2 separate regions of the Homo sapiens genome follow, and region 1 is linked to region 2. The links are chromatin loops, found by intact Hi-C in ENCODE. Cell type or tissue: Calu3. All regions are shown on one strand. Each heading gives the region's core, and the rest is flanking DNA. Links, peaks and the distances in the headings are about the cores only.

The links. Peaks named below come from ENCODE experiments on the same cell type or tissue, not always from the same donor. Only the 100,000 strongest peaks of a DNase experiment are listed, where the experiment ranks them.
Region 1: a loop joins it to region 2, with 9 times the contacts of the local background. A loop is called at or near these places in 23 of 110 quality-filtered maps.

Annotation. Positions count from the first base shown.
Region 1 is chr4:150,864,170-150,869,556 of GRCh38, forward strand. LRBA (LPS responsive beige-like anchor protein) reads right to left here. Exons shown (of 57, transcript NM_001364905.1): 21 at 4,013-4,136; 22 at 3,502-3,694. Among named protein-coding and RNA genes, the nearest start is that of LRBA, 150 kb to the right of the region's middle. In Calu3, for the core only: no CTCF peak of the experiment used is centred there; a DNase peak (open chromatin) is centred at 3,072.
Region 2 is chr4:150,008,342-150,013,728 of GRCh38, forward strand. No RefSeq gene overlaps it. Among named protein-coding and RNA genes, the nearest start is that of DCLK2, 67 kb to the right of the region's middle. In Calu3, for the core only: no CTCF peak of the experiment used is centred there; a DNase peak (open chromatin) is centred at 2,370.

The DNA of each region.
Region 1 (5,387 bases), core at 144-5,143, 860 kb after region 2:
TCATGATCCACCCACCTCAACCTCCCAAAGTGCTGGGATTACAGGCGTGAGCCACCGTGCCCGGGCAACACTTTACATTCTTAAAAAGTATTAAGGTCCCCAAAGACTCTTTATCTATGTGGATTATATCTACTACTGCTTATTATATTAGGAATTAAAACTGAGACCTTTTAGAACTATTAACCCACTTAAAAATAATAAACTCAATATATAATATAAATAACATTTTTTGAAAATGATTATTTTTCAAAACCAAACAATAACAAGAAGAGTGCCATTATTTCATATTTTTGTCAATCTCTTTAAAGTTTGGCTTCATAGAAGACAACTGCATTCTCATATTTGCTTTTGCATTCAATCTGTTGCATATATTGGTTTGGCTGAAGTATATAAAGAAAATCCACCCTCATACAGCTATGCAGTAGGAAAGGAGGACTGCACAGACCCCATGAAAAGCTCTCATGGGCCCACGTTCTTTTTTTTTTTTTTTTTTTTGAGACAGAGTCTCACTCTGTCACCCAGGCTGGAGTATAGTGGTATGATCTTGGCTCAATGCAACCTCTGCCTCCTGGGTTCAGGCAATTCTCCTGCCTCAGTCTCCCAAGTACCTGGGATTACAGGCATGCACCACCGTGCCCAGCTAATTTTTGTATTTTTAGCAGAGATGGGGTTTCACCATGTTGGCCAGGCTGGTCCTGAACTCCTGACCTCAAGTGATCCAGCCGCCTCAGCCTGTGATTACATGCATGTGCCATCGTGCCTGGCCTCCCTCCCAAGGTCTTTAGGTTATACTTTTAACAACGATTGCTTTAAAGTTTATACTCCTCCAGCCATCTTTCCTAAGGACTTGAAGAAACTAAGGTGAACTGACATAGATCTGTTAGAAACGTGAAAAATCTGCTTTATACTGGGCACTTCCCTAACCTATAATCTCCCCTAGAAATCTCTGAAATCTACTCCAGATGTATATGGGGCACAAAGTCAACCCTATTTTTCTTATAATCTTTTGTAAATGGCAACATAGTATGAGAAAAAAAATCAGTCTAGATTGCAGCAGCCTACTGCAATAGAAATGAGAATATCTGGGCATCAGCACAAACTAAAGTTACAGAAAGGATGGCAAACAGTTCCTGTAATGAGCCAAATAGTAAATATTTTAGATTTTAGGGGCCATGTCGTTGATGTAACATGTATGATTATCCTTATAGTGTGAAAGTAGCCATATACAATATATAAAGGAATGGTAGTGGATACATTCTAGCACAATTTTATTTAGATCTGACACTTAGGCCATGGCTAGCTGAATTCTGTTTTAAACAAAACTGATCAACCTCAACAATACAGTGACTAAAACAAAGCCATTTTATAAAATCAGATCTCTTTTCTTATTTACAAATGGATTTTACTCCTTGTAAACCCTTGTAGAAGCATACTTTCTCTCAATGAAGAAAGAGGAGGAACAATGAATAATTTGTAGGAACTTTCAATCAATAATTAAAAGCTATTCAAATACCTAGAAACATGTAATTAGGAAAGGGCAATATATTCTTTTTTTTTTTTTTTTTTAGATGGAGTCTCACTGTCTCACCAGGCTAGAGTACAATGGCTCTATCTCTGCTCACTGCAACCTCTGCCTCCCAGGTTCAAGCAATTCTCCTGCCTCGGCCCCCCAAGTAGCTGGGATTACAGGTGCACGCCACCACGCCTGGCTAATGTTTGTATTTTTAGTAGAGATGGCGTTTCACCATGTTGGCCAGGCTAGTCTCCAACTTTTGACCTCAGGTGATCCACCCGCCTTGGCCTCCCAAAGTGCTGGGATTACAGGCGTGAGCCACCACACCTGGCCAGAAATGGCAATATATTCTACAGAATGACAAAATATCTTAGAATAATAACTTTGATAGTCAGTAAAATGTAACACTTAAAGATATAGAGAAATTATCATTCTTGGTATTTATTCCTTCTAGTCAATTTTTTATTAAATAAATAGCTATATAATTATACAGTATTCCTTCTGAGTAATGAAAAAGTTCTTAAAATTCAAAAAACATACACCGTAAATGAAACTAATAGATTTTAATGCATTAATTACTTGAAATGTAAATTTTCCTCAGAAGGTACAAACATAAAACTCCAAAAATAGTTAGATAATCCACATATTGGCAGAAGATGTTCATAAACAACATAGCTAGCAAAGGATTAAGAATGAGACTACATAAAGAACTCCCACAAAACAACAAGAAAACACAGATCAAGATTATGGTGATGTAGCATTTTAAATTCATCAAAGTGACAAATTTTTAAACTCCAGCCATACCACGTGATTAGGTGATGTGAAGCAATGAGAACTTAAACACTGCTGGTGATATGTAAACTGATACACTACTTTAGAATACTGTATTGTATTGGAATACGATACTTTGGAAAAGAATTTGCATTATCTTGTAAAGTTCAACATTTTCACCTTATAAGTCAGCAATTCTACTTCTAGGAATATATGCAGAAAATTCTTGAACAAGCACAAAATGTATACGAAAATGCTAATTAATTGGTAAATAAATAGTCATGTCATGCAATACATTACAATTGAGAAAATGAACAAAACTATATGGGTCAATGTGGATGAATCTCAAACAGTAATAAGCACAAACAGTAATTAACAAAAAAATGCATTCAGTATGCCACATTTACCTTAAGTGCAAACATAAAAAATAAAACTCTTTATTGTTTAGAGTTATATACACGTAGTAAAGGTATAGAAAAGACAAAAGACAACACCAAATAAAAGCTAGTGGTGTTGGGGGTCAGGCGAAGAAGAGGAGACAAAGCAATTATAGAGGAGTAACCCAATTTCATAAACAGTGATCCTTTTTGTATGCTTAGAGTATTTCAAAAAAGAATTTAAGCTATATATAAATAACTAAACTTACTTTGGCTTAATTTAAAAAAAAAAAAAAAAAAAAACTACATTCTTCCAAACCCAGTTTTTAGCTACCTGTAAGATTAGCACAGGGCAGACATCACCCAGAGCTTTTCTGTTTACTCATCCACCTTACGTTGCTAAAACAACTGTTCATCTTTGAATATAGTGCGCCACCTTGTGTTCAAAAGCTTTTAACTCATATAAAATTCTGAGACCCATGTTTGTAAACAGGGCTTCCTCGAAAAAAAATATTAGGTTGGTGCAAAAATAATTGCAGTTTTTGCCGCAACTACTTTTTCAGCACCCTAGTATAAATTCCTTTATGCTGTGGCAATAGATTTACCATTATAAAGATAAGTACATGTAAAAACAACATTAGAAAAAATTATTTTGATTCTAAAGAAATTACAAATGCTTTATTTCTATTGATAATCTTTTTGAGCTTTCATTTTGCTGTACTTTCAGAAGATAACTTGCCTTTTTTCCTTGATTTTAAGTATCGAAATTTTTTAAATGACTAAAATTCAAAAATTATAGATATTTAAAATGCTACAATACGCTTTCATAAAGAAACTTACCTTTGAATGAGTGATTGATAAAGTGTCTACCCATACACGCCAGCCACCCCACTCATATTTGACTGCATGGTAAAGCAGGATTCTGAATATGGCGTATACCATTTCTGTTATCTTTTGCTCATCTGAATTCTTAGGATTAAAATAGCAGAGAGAAAGCATCCATTCTTGCCACACAGAGCATTGTAGCAAGCTCCTGAAAATTATGAGAGGGTACTAAATTACTGAAGAAAAAAAAATTATCTAAAATAAATCTAAAGGTTTAAAACAAAATAACCCTGCCCCTCCCTTTCCCCCCGAAAAAGAAACACATTTAGTTATACATTAAGAACAATTCGACAATGTGGTACTAAAAATTCTAACTTAACTATGTGGTACATTATTTACATACTCTTAATAAAAAAAATAGAAAAATCATTTCACAGTATTTTTAAAGCAATTTTTCTTAGATAAAATGGGCTTATACAAAAGTACATTTGAATACTGCAAATAAATGCTTTCTGATTCAGCTTACCTCCTGTTTTCTCTACTGTTATTAAAAAGTTTAATCATGTCAGAAAGAAAGGCTCTGCGAACCTCCATGCTCTCTGGGCACTGGGGAGAATTTCGAAGTAGGGTCGCAATTACTTTTAGTATCTCTGTAAGACAGTTTATAAATAAGTAAAAACCAAACTCAACAAAAAACTCATGATAGAAGGTCATCCATCTATTGCAATTTCTTTAGTTTCCCTAACACAAATGTCTACCAAAAACATCCTCTTCTGTTATTAAAAAAAATCACCTCTGGAAAGAAATGACAATACATTCATTAGAAAGCATTTATAAATATGAAAGGAAATTTCTTTCATGATTCAAATGTGCAAAAATAAAGCTGAACTTTAAAAGGTTAAAATAAAACAAGTTAAATTATAAATGAATTAAATGTCAGTGAAACTGCTTACTCTCTCTGAGATATACCAAATAGTAAAGTTGATCTTAAAAACAAGCAGGCCGGGCGAGGTGGCTCACGCCTGTAATTCCAACATTTTGGGAAGCTGAGGTGGGTGGATCACTTGAGGTCAGGAGTTCGAGAGCGGCCTGGCCAACATGGCAAAACCCCATCTCTACTAAAAATATAAAAATTAGCCAGGTGTGGTGGCGTGTGCCTGTAATCCCAGCTACTCAGGAGGGTGAGACAGGTGAATCGCTTGAACCCAGGAGGCAGAGGCTGCAGTGAGCCAAGATCGTGCCACTGCACCCCAGCCTAAGCGACACAGCAAGACTCTGTCTCAAAAAAAAATAATGAAATAAAATAAAAAATACTATAATCAAAATCTCAGAAAAATATAATAAATTCTTAGATTCCTCATCATAATTTATGGTATGCACACACAGTCTTTCATAGCTGGGATTATAGGCACCTGCCACCACGCCTAGCTAATTTTTGTATTTTTAGTAGAGACAGCGTTTCTCCGTCTTGGTCAGGGTGGTCTTGAACTCCTGACCTCGTGATCCACCTGCCTTGGCGTCCCAAAGTGCTGGGATTACAGGCATGAGCCACCACGGCCGGCCTACCATAGAGAATTTTTAAAGGTGTGAAGATTTTCTTTCATAATCTTAAAAGTAAAATTAGACACAAAAAACCCAAAGGAAATTAAAACCTATTCAACATCCCATCTCCCCAGAAAATGCAAACTAAACTACTATTGTAATGGTCTTAGCATAAAGCTATTTAAATCTCCAGAATTTAGCTTAAATTAGGCCAGGCACAGCGGCTCATGCCTGTAATCCCAGAACTTTGGGAGGCTGAGGCAGTTGGATAATTTGAGGTCAAGAGTTCAAGACCACCCTGGCCAACATGGCGAAATCCCATCTCCACAAAAAATACAAAAATTAGCCAGGCCTGGTAG
Region 2 (5,387 bases), core at 275-5,274:
ATCTACTTTTGCTATTATTAAGTTGTTCTCCTTCCCTTTGGAATCCAAACTTATAGAAAACTTATGGGACCAAAACATACAGAACTCTCCATTTCTGCATTCTTGCTACACGTCCATTCCACAAGGAATCATTGAGTGAAAAGGCACTGCTTGACCCTGACACTGGAGCCACAGAGGTGAGGCGGGTGACACAGCTCCTGATTTCAAGAAGAGAAAACAGATATTAGACAATACCTTCGCTTCTCAGTAGAAAAGAAGCTCCAGAGCTGTGAGAGTGCATAAGAAGACAAGACTAGACTGGGAAATTGGAGGATTCCCTGCAGACGATGTGACATAAACTAATAGGCAAAGAGTTCCTAAGTATTAACTACACAAAGGGGAAGTGGGGAAAATGTTCCAAGCTAAATGATTAATGGATGGGAAGTCCCTGAAGTAGAAGGAAATGTGTTTTCAAGGAACTGGAAGAGGGCTGGTGTGACTTTACTGTAGAGACTCAGGGGGAAATGGTACAAAATGATGTTTGTGGGACACCCAGTGAGCCACACTGAGGATTTGTTCTTTACTTTTAGGGTGGTAGGAAAATGACTTTAAGCAGGGATGGGACCTGATCACACTGCTTTTAAAAGGATCTCCTGGCTGGGCGCAGTGGCTCATGCCTGTAATCCCAACACTTGAGGAGGCCGAGGTGAGTGGATCACTTGAGGTCAGGAGTTTAAGACCAGGCTGACCAACATGGTGAAACCCTGTCTCTACTAAAAATACAAAATTAGCCAGGCGTGGTGGCATGTGCCTGGAATCTCAGCTACTTGGGAGGCTGCGGCAGGAGGATCACTTGAATTCAGGAGGCGAAGGTTGCAGTGAGCCAGGATTGTACCATTGTATTCTGGGCTGGGCGACAAGAATGAAACTCTGTGTGGAAAAAAAAAAAAAAAAAGATCTCTCTGGCCGTTAAGTAGAGAATAAATTAGGAGAGAGGAGGACAGATGGGAAAGAACAGTTAAGACACTGTTATAGGAGTCCAGCAGAGAGACTCTATAACTGCATTCTAGGGATGACAGTGGAAATAGAGTCCTGGGCATGTTGAAGACATATTAAGAAGATAGAATCAATGTGACTTAGTAATTGGTTAGCTATCTGGGGTGAAGGATAACCACATGTCCAGCCTGACCCCCAGGTTTCTGGCTTGACAGTTGGATAAATGACAGTGTCATCCCCAAGACAGGAAACACTGATTTCAGTGGTAGGGTGTCAGAATCAGAAAAGCGATGAGTTCCAATTAGAATATGTTGACTTGAGGTAGCCATGAGATCAAGTGGAATTGCTAAGCAGGCAATCCTCAACTTTAGCAAAACTGCTTAATCCTGCCAATAACCGGCCATTTGCTGAGTGTAATATTCAGCTCATTTGAACTCTGCAGCATTTGACACTATTAGTCATTCCTTTCTTGAAGCAAGAGCTCTTAATCTTTGATTTCTATTTAAAACAGTGTTCTCCTCCAGTTCTCTTCCTTCTCTGGCTTGTCTTCCTCTGCCTAACCTTAAAAGATCTGACTTTCAAATAGGACCTGAAATGAATAAACCTCAATTCTCCAGTCCCAACATCCCTCAAGACATACATATGAGATTCCTCTACTTAGATTTTCCACAGGTAGCTCAGATTCAATAAGCCCAGCCCAAATTAATGTCTACCTCTCCTCTCTCACCAAATTATTTCTTCTCCCGAATATGCTTCCTCATTTTATAGCGTCACAAGACAAACGAGGAGGATGAGGAGTCATCAGGCACTCCCTCACCACCAAAATTCAATCTAATTCTTATATTAAATAATTCTACCCAGGGAAGTCCCTGCCCCACTCCTTCACCACCTGTTCTCTCACTTCTTGCATGGGCTATGGCAATCCTGGTCTAACAGAAGGACTGGTGACCTTTTTCTGTAAAGGGTCAGACAGCAAACATTTTAGGCTTTGAGAGCCATCCTGTTCCTGTGATTATTCAACTCCCCGGTTGCAGAGCTAAAGCAGTAATGGACAGGGAATGGGCATGGCTGTAATCCAACAACAAGACTTAATATATAGACATAGAGATTGAATTTCATATAATTTTTACATGGCATGAAATAGTTTTCTTCTTTTTTAATCCCCCCACTTAAAAATGCAAGCACCGTTCTTAGTTCACAGGCTGTACCACAACAGACAGCAGGCAAGGTTTGTCCTTCAGGTCATCGTTTACTAAACCCTAGTCTAACGGCGCTCTCTCCCTCCACATGGCAGCCAGAGAGCAAGTCTGAAGTATGGAACTCACCTTCTAAAAAACCTGACTCCTTCCTTTGTGAATACACTTATGAGACCGAAACACACATCTCTTCCACCAGGTGGCCCCAAACTTATTTTCTAAATTCATTCCGTACTACCTTTCTCCCTGCATACAATGTTCCCAGACTCCAAGCATTCTAAACTGCTGGCTGTTCCCTGAGCGCTCATGCTCTGTGCCTTTTTAGTTGGCTCCAAGCTCATTCACATTAGACCCAAGCTAACCTAGTCTGGTGCTTTTTGGTAGCTAATGATAGCCCCAGAAAACATTTGAAGTAGGTGAGAGTTACCTACTACCCCACAACCTGGCTTCTTGGTTATAATTAAAGTAAGACTCATACCAAATTCTTCCACAACAGACATTAATTAGCAAGCAGACATAAGAGTGAAACAGCATATTTAACTTGAACTTCAGTGCAGTTTGAGATTTTGTCCATAATACCTCACCAGAGGCATGTGAAACAACATTCTGGTAGCAGGATTCAGCTAACTGAATATATTGTGTATACTGAATATACTGTATTTACTCCAATTCTGGCAACCAAGAATCAGAGAATAAGCCCTTACACCCAGAACTGATTGAGGGTTACATCTGATATGCCATTCTTAAGAGTAAGAGACAGAGACCTTGCTAAATTTCTATACCTAATCATGCAAGATAGGAGTGTCTCAAAAATATATTCACCAAACTACATACCTTGAACACCACTAATATAACTACTGAAAGCCCATTTCTAATATCTTGAATGGCTAATTAGTGACTAATTAGCTAGCCACTAATTTCACCAATGAAAGTCGATATAACTAGCATGAAACTAATAATATACATGTATTTTAAGCCTATAGTAATGAAGAGAGATTAAAAATAGCTAAAGCTTTTTCTCTATACCCTTAGAGTATAGGCTTGTGACTAAATGGCAGTGTACATGCCCCTTAGGTGTGCATAATCCAAATTAGGGGTCACCAGTTGACCCCTAAAGTATAGGTTTTTTGTTTTTGTTTTTGTTTTGAGATGGAGTCTCACTTTGTCACCCAGGCTAGAGTGCAGTGGCACCATCTCGGCTCACTGCAACCTCCGCCTCCCGGGTTCAAGCAATTCTGCCTCAGCCTCCCGAGTAGCTGGGATTACAGGTGTGCACCACTGTGCCTGGCTAATTTTTGTATTTTTAGTAGAGATGGGGTTTCGCCATGTTTGCCAGGCTGGTCTTGAACTCCTGACCTCAGGTAATCCACCCGCCTCCACCTCCCAAAGTGCTGGGATTACAGGCGTGAGCCAGCATGTCAAGCCTATAGTTTTAAATATTATACTCTTCTCTTACATAACATGTGACATTTCCACCACCTGAATGTTCTTCTCCTTCTTCTTTACCTAGAGAAAGTCTATTACCTTTGTGTGTGTGTATGTGTGTGTTTGCATGTGTGTTGATTAGTACATTTTTAAAAATTTAATCATCTTTTAAGACCCAGTTAAAAGTTGCCTATTATTTTAATAAATTCCCAACAACTTCTGTACATTACTTGCGGCCTAAGAGTAATAAACTTATTTTTAACCATTTCATAGATAAAGAAACTGAGGCTCAGGAAGTTTAAGTGGTTACCCCAGGTTAGGTGACAGAGCCAGAATTTAAACCCAGGATGGTCATACTAGATCCTATTAGTGAACTTATGGGGAAATGCTGAACAAAACAAAAAAGACCTAATAAGTTCAATTTAAGACCTACCTTAAGAAACCGTGCTATACTTTGTATGACTATTTACTTGAGGATGATTAAACTGGGATAAAATATAAAGAATAATAAAAGTGTCTGACATGCCTACCTCAAAGCTATTCGGTTTTATTCCATAGGTTTGAGATGAAACTCGCAGTATTTTGTGTATTTTTAATTAGGTATATACCAAAATTCAGTAAAGCCCTTTTCCTGCAATAATCAAAAGACTCTGGTCTCTTACTACTTAAAATTAATACATTGATGACTTATATTAAGTAGCCTGGCATATATTGGGTACTTGATAAATATTTATTACATAGATGAGCTACATTGGTTTACCATCCATTTTAAAATCTGACTCAAAGCCAGGCTACCAGATGTAGATTCTAGCCAATGCTCAAGGAAATAATGTCTTGATATACATCTTATCATATTACTAGGGTAATGTGAAGATTCCCTCTTAGATACACTTAGTCAACAGTTATTGAACCCTCATAGGCACTGAGAAACAATGTAATTTTCCCACACAAGGCATCTATTTGGAGCATATAACTTATACATTTGGTTATTTAGATTTCTCAGGCACGCCATCCACATTCAGTGTAAGATAGAGGTGATCTGAAAAACCTACCATCATCTATTTAGTCATCTGGACAAAGTGAGTCAGGGGAGTTATAAAATGTCAGAATTCCCAGCCAGTATAGTAAAGCACAATCCAAGTTCACTTATGGCAAAAGGATTAGGACATCAGCATTTAAAGTAATTCTCTCCAGCTCATAAATAAGCTCAAGGATGTATGCACTTAACAAAAGACTCCAGAGCTCCTTACGCAGTGACCTAATGTAGGGCATGGGATTATCCTTATAAAAGGATCACCAAAGAGGCATGTGATAAATACAAAATTAAAAGCGTGAATACAGAAGTGATTGTAGAACTTCTTGGCCCTGCTGATAACAGCAAGGATTTCTTTGTTGGCCTTATGTTCTATGGATGACACTGGTTTTGATTAGGAAGCAATTGAGAACTCAATGCCTCTCACATTTTGTGCCTTAGTACTTCTCTATCTCTGCTGGGAGAGCAGCAGTAATAAGAAACAGGTTCATGCTCATCATAATGTACCATTTCTGACTCAGAAATGAATACTAACTTGAGACTATGAACAATGCTCTTCTACTGGAAGCCCAACACCACAGAGGGTCTTTCTAGAACGTGTGACAAAAATGACACATTTTGAAGAAGAAGAAAAAAATGTTAGAAACCAAATAATCCTAGAAGCTTGGAAGCGTTTCTTTTTTTACAAAGAACATCATGGGTTTTCCATGTTCTATCTTCAGTAGGATGATGACCAGGGTCATTTTTATAGTTGCCTA